Regions from separate parts of the Homo sapiens genome. Here region 1 is linked to region 2. The links are chromatin contacts, found by POLR2A ChIA-PET in ENCODE. All regions are on one chromosome and are shown on one strand. Each heading gives the region's core, a stretch centred on a gene start or an enhancer-like site at or near the end of the contact. The rest is flanking DNA. Distances are from core to core; before and after follow the strand shown. Region 1 overlaps AGAP1 (ArfGAP with GTPase domain, ankyrin repeat and PH domain 1). Region 2 overlaps AGAP1 (ArfGAP with GTPase domain, ankyrin repeat and PH domain 1).

What was found. ChIA-PET counts read pairs that join two places held with the same protein, here RNA polymerase II (POLR2A).
Region 1: POLR2A ChIA-PET joins it to region 2 with 17 read pairs in Panc1. The contact joins two enhancer-like sites. POLR2A ChIA-PET finds 5 or more read pairs at or near these places in 4 of 52 experiments (A673, Panc1, T-cell and 1 more).

What each region holds. Positions count from the first base shown.
Region 1 is chr2:235,965,602-235,971,262 of GRCh38, reverse strand. AGAP1 (ArfGAP with GTPase domain, ankyrin repeat and PH domain 1) reads right to left here. Exons shown (of 18, transcript NM_001037131.3): 13 at 2,640-2,801. Among named protein-coding and RNA genes, the nearest start is that of GBX2-AS1, 200 kb to the left of the region's middle. Within about 2 kb of position 2,427, at least 2 of the 41 ENCODE cell types and tissues checked have a DNase peak (open chromatin) inside an H3K27ac peak, as active enhancers do.
Region 2 is chr2:235,857,026-235,862,842 of GRCh38, reverse strand. All of the region lies in intron 9 of AGAP1 (ArfGAP with GTPase domain, ankyrin repeat and PH domain 1), which reads right to left. Among named protein-coding and RNA genes, the nearest start is that of GBX2-AS1, 310 kb to the left of the region's middle. Within about 2 kb of position 3,007, at least 5 of the 41 ENCODE cell types and tissues checked have a DNase peak (open chromatin) inside an H3K27ac peak, as active enhancers do.

The sequences.
Region 1 (5,661 bases), core at 1,178-3,677, 110 kb before region 2:
AATGAAATATAGACTTTTTCACAAAAGTGACTCATTTGTAGTCTGATAAGTAACTTTTCCTAGGGAAAAATGATACATTTTCTTTTTATAAATAACTTATGACTTATTTGCTATTGGAAAGATGTCATAGCCGCTGACGTAGAGACCAGACTCTCCTAATTAGAGAGTGAGGTGGCTCCCTTGGAACCTCTGCCTTGGACTTCCAAACACACGTCACCCGCTTACACATCCATGTTTGAGACACCTGTGATTTCCTAATATTGGAGTTTCCATGGTGCCTGAAATCTTTCTGCTGGTGTTACCACCTCAGCAGTAAGACCCTTTAAGGAAAGGGGCCCCCATTTGCTGCTTGGACAGAGCCCGTGTCTCAGCCTGGGTATCCACTATTGCCTCGCACACACATACCATCCCACTCACTCAGCAAGTGGACCTGAAACATCAGGCGTCCAACGTGGTCACGGTCACTTGTCAAACTTCCTTCAAACTCACCGGTGCTGAATGGAACACTGGGTGGTGCCAGCTGCTCCATCAAATGTGCAGAAACGCTACTGATTTATTCACTCATTTACACAGCGGTCAACACGTGGGTGGGATAATGAACGTGTATCTAAGTGGCAACGGTCAGTTCCCACCAGGTTGTGCATAAGAAAAAACCACAGACCTCGGTTGGAAACACACAACAAATGCAAGAAGACGCGTGCCTGTGAAAGTGAGAACAAGGCCTGTCCTTAAAGGGAATCTGGCGCCCGCCCCTGTGTGTGCACCTTAGGGGCGTGGAGGGTACAGGCTGCCCACCCTGGGGGAGGCTAACCTTCTTCCCAATCAGGGAGGGGTGGCTGCACGTGCTTGGCAGGGTGATTTTTGCCCAACGGTTGTCTGAAGGAGTCTTACCAACACAGAGCGCCTGCGGCTGATACTGTTTTCAGTGGGAAGGTCAGTGGCATCTGTGGCTGCTCTGACCCATAACCATTATTTTCCACCATCGCTGACTTAATGGGATTATCCTCACTCCCCACAACATGAGAAAAATCGTCTTTTTTTTTTTTTTTTTTTTTTAAAGACAGAGTCTCACTCTGTCGCCCGCCCAGGCTGGAGTGCAGTGGCATGGTCTCGGTTCACTGCAACCTCCACCTCCTGGGTTCAATCAATGCTCCTGCCTCAGCCTCTCAGGTAGCTGGGATTACAGGCATGTGCCACCACATCCAGCTAATTTTTGTATTTTTAGTAGAGACAGAGTTTCATCATGTTGGCCAGGCTGGTCTCAAACTCCTGACGTCAGGTGATCTTCCTGCCTTGGCCTCCCAAAGTGCTGGGATTACAGGCGTGAGCCACCGTGCCCGACGAAAAATCAGTTTTTATTGGCTAAATATGTTAGCAGGAAGCTTACAGGAGGCAAAACAGGAAGAAACGTGGTGAAGGAGAAAGGCTTCTAACCCTTCTGCGGAGGCTGGCGGGCTACTCAGAGCTCCGAACTTCAGCTTCCTGATGATGAAAGAAATGATGCTCCCTGCCTCCGGTGTTATGGAAACACACAGCACACCCCACACTCTGCCCCTTCCCTGCTAACACACGCACCGTGGGTTTGCGTGCTCCGCTCTGGATATGTGGACGGGATGGGCCACTCCCTCTAATGTAGCCACTGTCTGACAGCTCGCAGGTTTGAACCCTCGATCAAGTAGAGTATCTGGAAAAAGCATGGCAGCCATAGAGAAAGAGAAAGGATGGAAGCCATAAATGTTGCCCCTGGGCATGAGACCCTCACTGAAGACACGCTTTTACCATGTCGGTCTCACAGGTAACCACACTCTCTCACCATTGTCGGTCTCACAGGTAATAATTCATGTTCTAACAACAAGGTTCTCAAACTTTAATTTTTCCTTTTAAGTATTCCTTTGTTACAACTGCATTAATTTTACCTCTCATAATGTGGGGGGTGTGTGTGTATGTGTGTGTGTACGCATGCGCTTACCTATCTCTACTTGCATCTATGAATTAAAAAAAAAAAGGGAATTCATTTGAAGGAGCCACTTCAGGAAGCTGACATCCAGCCATCAGTGGCAATAAAAACTAAGGAAGCACTCAGGTGAAAGGAGACTCACAATGAGCTGTGACAACTGGAATATTAATAGAGCCCACATACCAGAAAGAGCTGATGGACATTAACAGAAGAAGTGTTTATCATAACACGTTGCTAAAAGCTGAAATCAAGGCAGGTGTCTGGTTAGTTAAGAGTAACCAATATCAGAGATGATTCCTAAACTAGAAGTGGGCACTGTCCCCAGCAGAGTCACGCAGCATGGCCCACCTTGGCTGGAGAGGACACTCGCCCAGGCTGCCAGGGTGGGGCGAGACCTCAGAACTGGATCAGGCTGGTGGCTGGGAGACCAGCACTCCTACCCGCTACCAGCGACGGCGGCCAAGAGTGATGACAGCAGATTTGGTTGCGTAATATGAGAATCAGACAGTGATGAAAAGGTCCCAAGGGCCCTCTCGTGCCACCTTGCAAACAGAAAGCACATACGGTGACCAGCATTACTGTGCATTTGTTGTGCTAAGGGTGTCTAATTTCACGCATTTGAAAAATAACAGAGAATTTTCCGCAGTGGAGACTCTCTCCCGGGGCACCGCGGAACCCTTACCTTCAGCAGTGCCGGACAGGCCGTCGGCTTTGAAGTTGCTAGTGCTTTTCTTCCTTCGGTGCTTCTTTCTGTTGGCGTGAGGGGAGGGGGGCGGGTCGAGCTTGGGGCTGGTGGTGCTGGAGATACTGGGGCTGGAGCATACGGAGTCACCCAGCCCTGTGTCTGCCATTGGACCGGAAAAGGCAAAAAAAAAAAAAAAAATGCAGAGTGAGCACTTACAAAGCAGAATGCGCAGAAACAGCACAGCCACGCTCCTCTCATACCACACAGGCCCTGCAAATAACATCCCATTACTGTATTGCTGAGTTGGAGGCCTAGAGCCTCTGGTATGAGATGGGCTCAGTCCCCCTTGCTCTACTGTGCCTCCCGCTATTAAAACACAAGCATTTCTTTTTCTATCAGCAGCATGCTATGGATGCATTCTCCTTCTCTCCTCTGCATGACTGGAGCTCTGCAAAAGGAAAGGGGTGAGTTTATGCTTTTTAGTTATCTTTCTCTTCTTAAAATTACCTTGATATATTAGAAATGAAAACGATGCATTTAAGAATACATTTGGAAATATCATCTTAAGTGGGTTTGACTCCTGTGGGTGCACAGGATAAGGGATTCCTGATCCTTTCTTCCGGCCTCAATATTACAGATGACTATAACTTCATCTTGTTTTATTATCAGTGAAAAATTCTATGCCATTTTTTTCTCTCTCTCACCAATGTCCAGTGACAGTGTTTGGAAGTCGATATAGTAGGCCTGCCAATTTTTGATTCATTGAAGCTACTTAGAACAGTTTCAAAACCAGTGCACACGTGATTATTCACTATAAGTGAAACTCTCAATGTATTATGTCCATTTGTATCTTTATCAAAGAGAAGGCCAAAGCGGTACTACATGACCAGAACGCGCATATAATTCAAGCCGGGTGGAAAAAAGCCCACTGAAAACGTGCAGGAAAAACAGGTGGTGCATGCCTACGGCGTCTTGAAAAGTTTTTATTTCACGATTCAGCATCTTTAAGTCCAAAGTCAGAGTTCTGTACAGCACACCGCACTCATTCAGCTGGTATTTTTTGAGCACTGACTGTGAGCCAGCGGCTTTTCAAGATGCTTGGCAGCCATCATTGATCGAGGAGAAACAGATAAACATTCCTGCCCCAATGGGGACTCTGTAAAGTGGAGTGGCAGTGACATGGCAGCCGGGCCAGAACCTGGAGTCCATCAGAAGCTGGTAAGAGTTATGGGAAAGACCGAATAGGAACGCGGGGCATCAAGGCTGGGAGGCTGGGGAGAGGCGGCAGTGATGGGGGGTGTCATTTAAAATAGGGTAGCTGGGGTAGGTCTCGCTGAGCACGGGACACTGAATCAAGACTTGAAAATGGCAGAGGAGTGAGAAGGTAATGAGAGCAGAGAAACAGTCAGAGCCTGGCTCCAAGGAGGGAGCCTGGTGTGTTCCAGAAACGGAGAGGGGGCCCGAGTGGCGGTGGCCGGTGTGGGTGGGAGAGGCCTGCGGAAGGTGGCACTGGAGAGGAGGGGGCTTGCGGGCCACCGTGAGGACCCTCGCCTGTGCTTTGGGGGGAATGGGGAGCCATGCAGGGTTCTGAGCAGAACAGTGACATGATTTCAAATACAAAGATAATGGAAATCAAAATGAATTGAAAATATTTTTATTTTGTGAAGTTCTAGGAAATTTTATCATATGTTGAGAAATGTACAAACACACAATTTAAGGTATCTGAGAAATACATACGGTCCCAAGAACACCCTGATGTACGTTCCTGGCCGCCCTAAGGCAGAGACCCCTCGCCCCTCTCTGCACAGTCGGAAGCGTCACCCTTCATTGCATGCACCCTTTACACATGGAAGAAGAGGGCTGTGGGGAGCTCCTCCTGCGAAGAGGGTGAAGGGCCACCCCAGGGCTCCTGCAGGGCAGCCCAGGCAGCACTGGACACCATGAGACACCTGAGACTGTGTCAACCATGTGCACTCCTTGTGGGTGGTCACTCACTCACAAAAGGCGGAAGTTCCCTTCACCACTTTAAGGAGTTGCGAGAAATGTGGCAATTCGGTGTCTCAGCAACTTTCCCTCTACCAGGCAGGAGGTGCTTCCTATGGACGCACATCCTTAGATGCAGAGGCACACGGACAGGTCACTGTCCCCTGGTGGTAGGTGAGAGGTAACATCAATGGCAGAAATCTGGCTGTCAGCTTCCTGGGGTGCCTCTGTTGTGACTCCACCATCACGGCTCCTCTACTGGCCTTCTCGCCCTCTCCTCCATCCTTAGAGGAACAGGCTCCCCTCTCTCCATCCCCAGAGGAACAGGCCCCCCTCTTCTCCATCCCCAGAGGAACAGGCCCCCCTCTCCTCCATCCCCAGAGGAACGGACTCCCCTCTCTCCATCCCTAGAGAAATGGGCTCCCCTCTCCTCCATCCTTAGAGGAACAGACTCCCCTCTCCTCCATCCCCAGAGGAACGAGCTCCCCTCTCCTCCATCCCCAGAGGAAAGGGCTCCCCTCTCCTCCATCCCCAGAGGAACGGGCTCCCCTCTCCTCCATCCCCAGAGGAACGGGCTCCCCTCTCCTCCATCCCCAGAGGAAAAGGCTCCCCTCTCCTCCATCCCCAGAGGAAAGGGCTCCCTCTCTCCATCCCCAGAGGAACGGACTCCCCTCTCTCCATCCCTAGAGGAATGGGCTCCCCTCTCTTGCTAAATGAACATTCCTAGCTTGTCCTGGTCCCATCTTTCATCCTCAGGTGTCTTGGCCAGGTCACTTCCACTCATTCCTCCCTCTCCACTGCGTCACTTCTGTCCTCAGAGGTCCCAAGATCTTTCATGCCCACTTTCCTAAACCCCATTATTCCTTAAAGGGTTATTTCCTTAACCCTTGAAGCCACAGTCTCAACAGCAAACACTCATCCAAAGTTACTACCCAACAGGGGCTATTCCAGGCTCTACCTTCAGCAATGCGTTCAGGACTCTTAAGCAATCCGCTGAGGCACGTGGTATCCCTACCACCTCCACTTTACAGATTAG
Region 2 (5,817 bases), core at 1,758-4,257:
GCACCACCCTGGATGTGAAGAGGCATAAAGAACAACCCAGGGCTGCCCTCAGGATCCTGACATCTATTACGGAAGTTCAAAGGTGCATATGGTCTGTGAAGGCAATTCAGACATGGACTAGAGGTTCTACTGGAGAAATGAAAAGGATTACTCACTTTCCTCCTGATTAAAGAAAGAAAAAGGTTTATGCAGACAAACAGCCATGTGTCAATTTTAGTCTTAAAGACTTAAACCAAGAATGGCTAAAAGGTACCTGGGACAGTTTGCAGTTTGCACTGCCCTACCCCATGGTGATGGCAGATGGCATCTGCAACACCTGAGCCTCCGAAGCCTTCTCAACACAGCACTCCACGCAGTCTCTGCTACGGATGAGAACGGGCATGGAAAATGCACCCTACATCTGGCCCTGATCTCCAGAAACATTCCATGTGCACGTTTCATTACGAGCAGCACAAATATTTCCTTATACTGCTATTACTACCACCGCCACTTTGATGACGATGACAAGGACCGCTACCACTGCTACTGGCAATAACTCCTTACTACAAATAATTTAATTTCTTGGAAATTTGAATACCATCCCGAACTGATTAGAAGTTAGAAGACAAACTGTGCTTCTGGAAAACAAAGTGCATCGAATCAGAGTCATGGTCCCGGGCTGCACGTGCACGGAGCCATGGATGAATGGAGCCATGGATGAACACCCAGGACAGCAGGGCCCCTGAGTGGTCTAATGCACTCCTGCAGTTTCCTTTCTGAGACACTCACTCGCCAGGTGCTAAGCCATCCGGTAGTACAAGCTGAAGGAGGCACTCCTGGTTTTGATCTCTGACGAAAAGAATGAGCTCAAGCAAAGGTGCCCAGGACACTCAGGAACCCCACGGGGCAGGGTCCCCAATGGTTCTCTTCCTCCCAAATGGGACTTTTTAACTCATGTTACATCTAACATGTCAGAGAGATCTTTTCTACAGATGTTAATGTTTCATTTAAGGAAATGCCAAGTTACTGGAACTAGTGACCAGATGGAGGTAAGATACAGATATGCACAGAGAAGGTGAAGGGTCATGCCCAGAATCAATCCCCTGATAAGCAGGAATCAGGGTACCTACCAGTCCCCCAGGGACACAGTGGGTCTTTCTACAGACAAGCAGTCAGTTCAACTGCCTGGACCTTCCTGGAACTAAGGAGAGGGAAGAGAGCTGTCAGCATGCGCTCCCTGCAAATCACAGGCAGAGGCTGCCCTGCTAAACATAGGTAGTGCATGTGGGTGACAGAGGTGACAGTTAACGTGGGACAGCTTGGATGTGTTTCATTTCCACCAAATGTCCTCTACGAAAGCCTTCTCTGTTCCAACTTAGAGGCTGTAACAGAGATTGCATGCTGTTGCTATCAACAAGAGTGTGTTCCCTGATGAGGGAGTAGATTTCAATGGTGCCTGTGACACCTTTACCAGTTGCAAAAATCTGGATGAAAGGCACAGCAGTGGTCAAAACGGCACTTCTGGAAATGACCACATAGAACAGACCACACCTTATTTCACTCCCAAGTTCCCAAGTGCCAATTACCATTTAAAGAAGAGGATGAAGTGATGTTGAACAAATCCTCTGATTCATCACATTTAAAAAAACTACTCAAATGGTCCCCTATAGAAGTTGATTGTTAATCAGGACAATCGAATGATGAACCACTGCAAATATTGTATCAGCAAGCTAAAAATGGCCTTGTTTCAATGGAAGACTCACACAGTACATACTATATATAAAGTATTGCATTTCATGCCCCATTTCCTGTAACATATTAGTGGGCTCAGTCATCAAGTAACAATTGTCTCCTTGCCTGGTTCAGATATTGTGGTGGTAAGAGGAGGGGTGTCTGCAGTGGGAGAACAGCCCTTGGAGGCTGACGGCCGTACACAGGGAGAGATTTGGTACTATTTGTTTTATGGGCCCCATCAACAATATTAAATAATTGCACATCTCCGTTTTGGCAAATAATGCAGTCTTGGTAAATATTTATTTTTATACATGCTAATTGAACCATCATTTGGCATGTTGTTCTTCCTTTAATTATTTAAGATTACTCAAAAAAGAACGGCTGAATAGCAGAATCTTCCTGCAATTATTTGATTAATTTACTTCACTATTAAAATGTCAGAAACATTTATTACAAAAAAACAGAATCTGTACTACTGCCACTTCTCTGTAAAGCAAAACATTGTACTGTCTTTAATTGTGAGCTGTTTGGAATCTCAGTCAGTTGCTGTATTTTTGAGAAATTCCACAAATGAGAATAAGATTCACAAGGACAATACTGGATTTGTTAGACTCCTGTTAACACTATCCTAGATACCATTAATAAAATACGTATCTGTGATGTGAGACTGGAAGGTATGGGGAGACAGTGGTGACTAGAAAGCTGCGCAGTTAGAAAAAGGTAATCCTCATATTCAATCCATAAGCCATCTCCTTGAGGCAAAAAAAAAAGGTAATTATAATTATGGTTTCAAGTTAGAACAGTTAAAGGAAATACCGAACGCACTTACGTAATGACTTCCAGCAGAGCTCAGCATTATTATCTTCCTTTTTGCCTTGAGTGCTAGGATGCTCAGAGATAAAGTTATATTTTTTATTTCTCAGTGTATGTTTTCTGGTATGCCCTTTCCTTTGTTGCTTGACAACTATCTTTTCACTGTTTTAATGAGTATTTGTGTTTCTTTCAGTGTAAGATACAAGTTAAAAGGAGGAGGAGGAGGAGAAGAAGAAAACAAACTGAGATGAAGGTTTAGCCCCTAAACTTAGCATTACTGAGGACAGAAGAAAGCAATTATGAGACTGGGCTGGGAGGGGAAGGTAACCCATGGGGATGGTGATCCCAGCCTAGTTCCTTTACAAGAGACATTCGCAGTGGCCATACAACCTCTGCTTGCTGGTGGAAGGCGCTGCGCACAGCCAAGAACTGAGTTGTCCTAGAATCAGAGCTGTTTGTTGCCTCTTGCTGGCGAAAGAGGAGCAGCTCCAGGGCGGAGGCATTTCAGAGCCTTTTGAACTGTACACAGTGCTGTGAAGGGCAGGCAACGGCTTTTCAGACAATAGTTCAGAACTTATTCAGCAAAGCTCGATTTTTTCCTTCAAAGGTTGAAATTTGTTCTACAGATAAAAGTAATGCCTTCGGGAAAATAACTCTAAGGCCTTCCGGACAAATGCGAGTCTCTCTGAGCATTGAGTTACTATTGTGTTAAGGTATAGTCAGCTATGGAAATACAGTTAGAAAAGGGAAGCAGGAACTTTAAAAAAAAAAAAAACTGCTCAGAAAAAATAAGAAACTAGAAGGCCTCATACCAATTAGTCGTTCCTATCTGAAAGCTGCAGATCCAAAATAGTGTGTCGTTTTTAGAGGTAATATGCTCCCATTTTGAAAGGGGATGGAACAAAAGGCGGGGGGGGGGGGGGAGGTTGTGGGGGGAGAGTTGCAGATTTCAGGATGGGGGTTCTCACCGGGCCAGTAATGGCCATTTCCCCACAACAACAGTGAATGGTTCTCTGGCCTTAGCAAACAATTCCTTCCATTTAACTTCTCTGACAACTTCTTATGGGTGGAGAGGGAGTTAACAAAAGAAACAATATGTATTAAAAAAAAAATGCAAGGTGCCCAGAGTACGGCTAATGGAATTTGATGCTGGCTTTAATTTTAATGAAGAAAGTTGCCAGTAGCAACAAAACTGTCAGCAGCCGCCGAGCACCATTAATAAAGATCGAGACAACATTAGTGCCCGGCACCAGTACAAAGGGTTCCCCTTGCTTCATGCTGTGCTAAATTGGCTGCCCAATTTTTCTTAAGTGTCCATTCTATTTAGAAGACAATTTATTAATTTTTGCCATTCATTGTCAGTTGACAGGCCATCATTTTGTAGCCAGAATTTTAGATGAAAACTAATTGAAAAGACTGGCAGTATTTATGAGGGGTATTATTTGTCAATTACAGTGGCAAATACTCCTTGCTACCACCAACTTTGATGCCCCTGATCTCTGGGTGTGAGCACTGTTACTGCTGGCATTAAAATATGAGTAAGCCTCTCCCTGCTCATCAATTTCACAGGCATGTAGAGAAACCACCTTTCATGTTCTAGGGACCTTTCATGGTAGACGGATACATTATAACTTTTGACAAAGAGGAAGTACACATCAATTAATAATCACAGACAATCATGCATACAAAATATAATTCATTGTGAACTAGTTCATATTTTTTTTTATCATCTCTCAGTAACAGTTATTAGTTAAAAGGTCTGTTTCCTAAATTCTGTATGGTTTTAAAACATTTTCCCCCTAACCTACTGCATCTTAAACTCAAACATGTACAAACAGGATATATACGTTCTGCCCATCAATTTGCCAACTTGAAAGCTCAATGTCTTATCTTAAATAAAACAGGCTGACATTTTTATAAGTAAAAATGTTTTTAATCAGTAAGCAGCCCTTAGAAACTGTGCAACTAAAAAGTTTGATAAATATACTTCTCTAAAAATGTTATGTTCATGTTCTATAGCATTATTCTTACATTTTTTAACTAACGCTACCAAAACCGTTGATAAAATGCATCTTAGCAATGAATACTAATCTGCTTACTAACTAAAGAAAAATTTACTGAATTACGATTTTATACGCCCAACTTAACTTCCTTTATGTGGTAATGTTGATGATGGAATTCATTAAAGATTGCTATATAGTCTGGATTATGTTCAATTTGAATTTATACAAAGTTAGAGATTTTAGCAATTAAGATACACATTCTCCCGAAGTGGTGATACTAAATTAAATGCTGTACCGTCATGGTGTATCTCATAAACTCTCCAGTCCTGTACCAGAAAAATGAAAATCCCCCAAGATCACCCAGGAAGCAGCCCTGGGTATAAGCCTCACACTCCCAACATGGGCAGACAGTGTGGCAAAAAACATGGCACAGGGCGATAGGCCTGCTTCTGCAGGCTCTGGTTCTTCCAGCGCTTTTACTGGAAAACTCTTTATACCCAGTCAATTCCCAAATGACGACTGTACTACATTCTTGCAAATCAGTTACATAAGAATGCTTATTATTAGCTGCTTCCAGTCTTTCCTCATCACTAGTTGACTTTGAATTTGCTGCTATACAAAAGCTAGTTGGCAAACCGAGGAGGTGCTCTTCTGTGTCATTTCTGTTATGGTGTATATGTGGAGAAACAGACAATGTATACATGTGACATGCAATGCATCCATGTTCTTGGTGTATCCACTTCTGCAGGTTCTGTTTAAAAAGGAACAGCTGCAATCAGGGTGGGAAGCTGCTCAACGGACATGCACACACACTGTGAGCAACGGGAGGGTCGGGGTCAGGACCCTGCAAGGCAGGAACCTGTGTCTGAGGTCTCCTTGGGGACGCTCGTCAAAGGATCTACGACAGCGGCCCCCAACCTTTTTGGCACCAGGGACCAGTTTCCTGGAAGACAATTTTTCCACGGATAGGGAGGAGGGATGGTTTTCAGGGTGAAACTGTTCCACCTTAGATCATCGGGCACTAGATTCTCATAAGGAGTGTGCGTCCTAGATCCCTTGCATGTGCCGTTCTCAATAGGGTTCGCACTTCTGTGAGAATCTAATGCCTCCGCTGATCTGACGGGAGGCAGCGCTCAGGCAGTAATGCTCACTCACTCGCCGCTCACCTCTTGCTGTGTGGCCCGGTTCCTAACAGGCCACAGACTGGTACCAGGCTGCCATCTGGGAGTGGATGACTCCTGCTCTAAAGTGTAGCATCTCAGGCTCACCACCTGCGTCTCCATGGAGA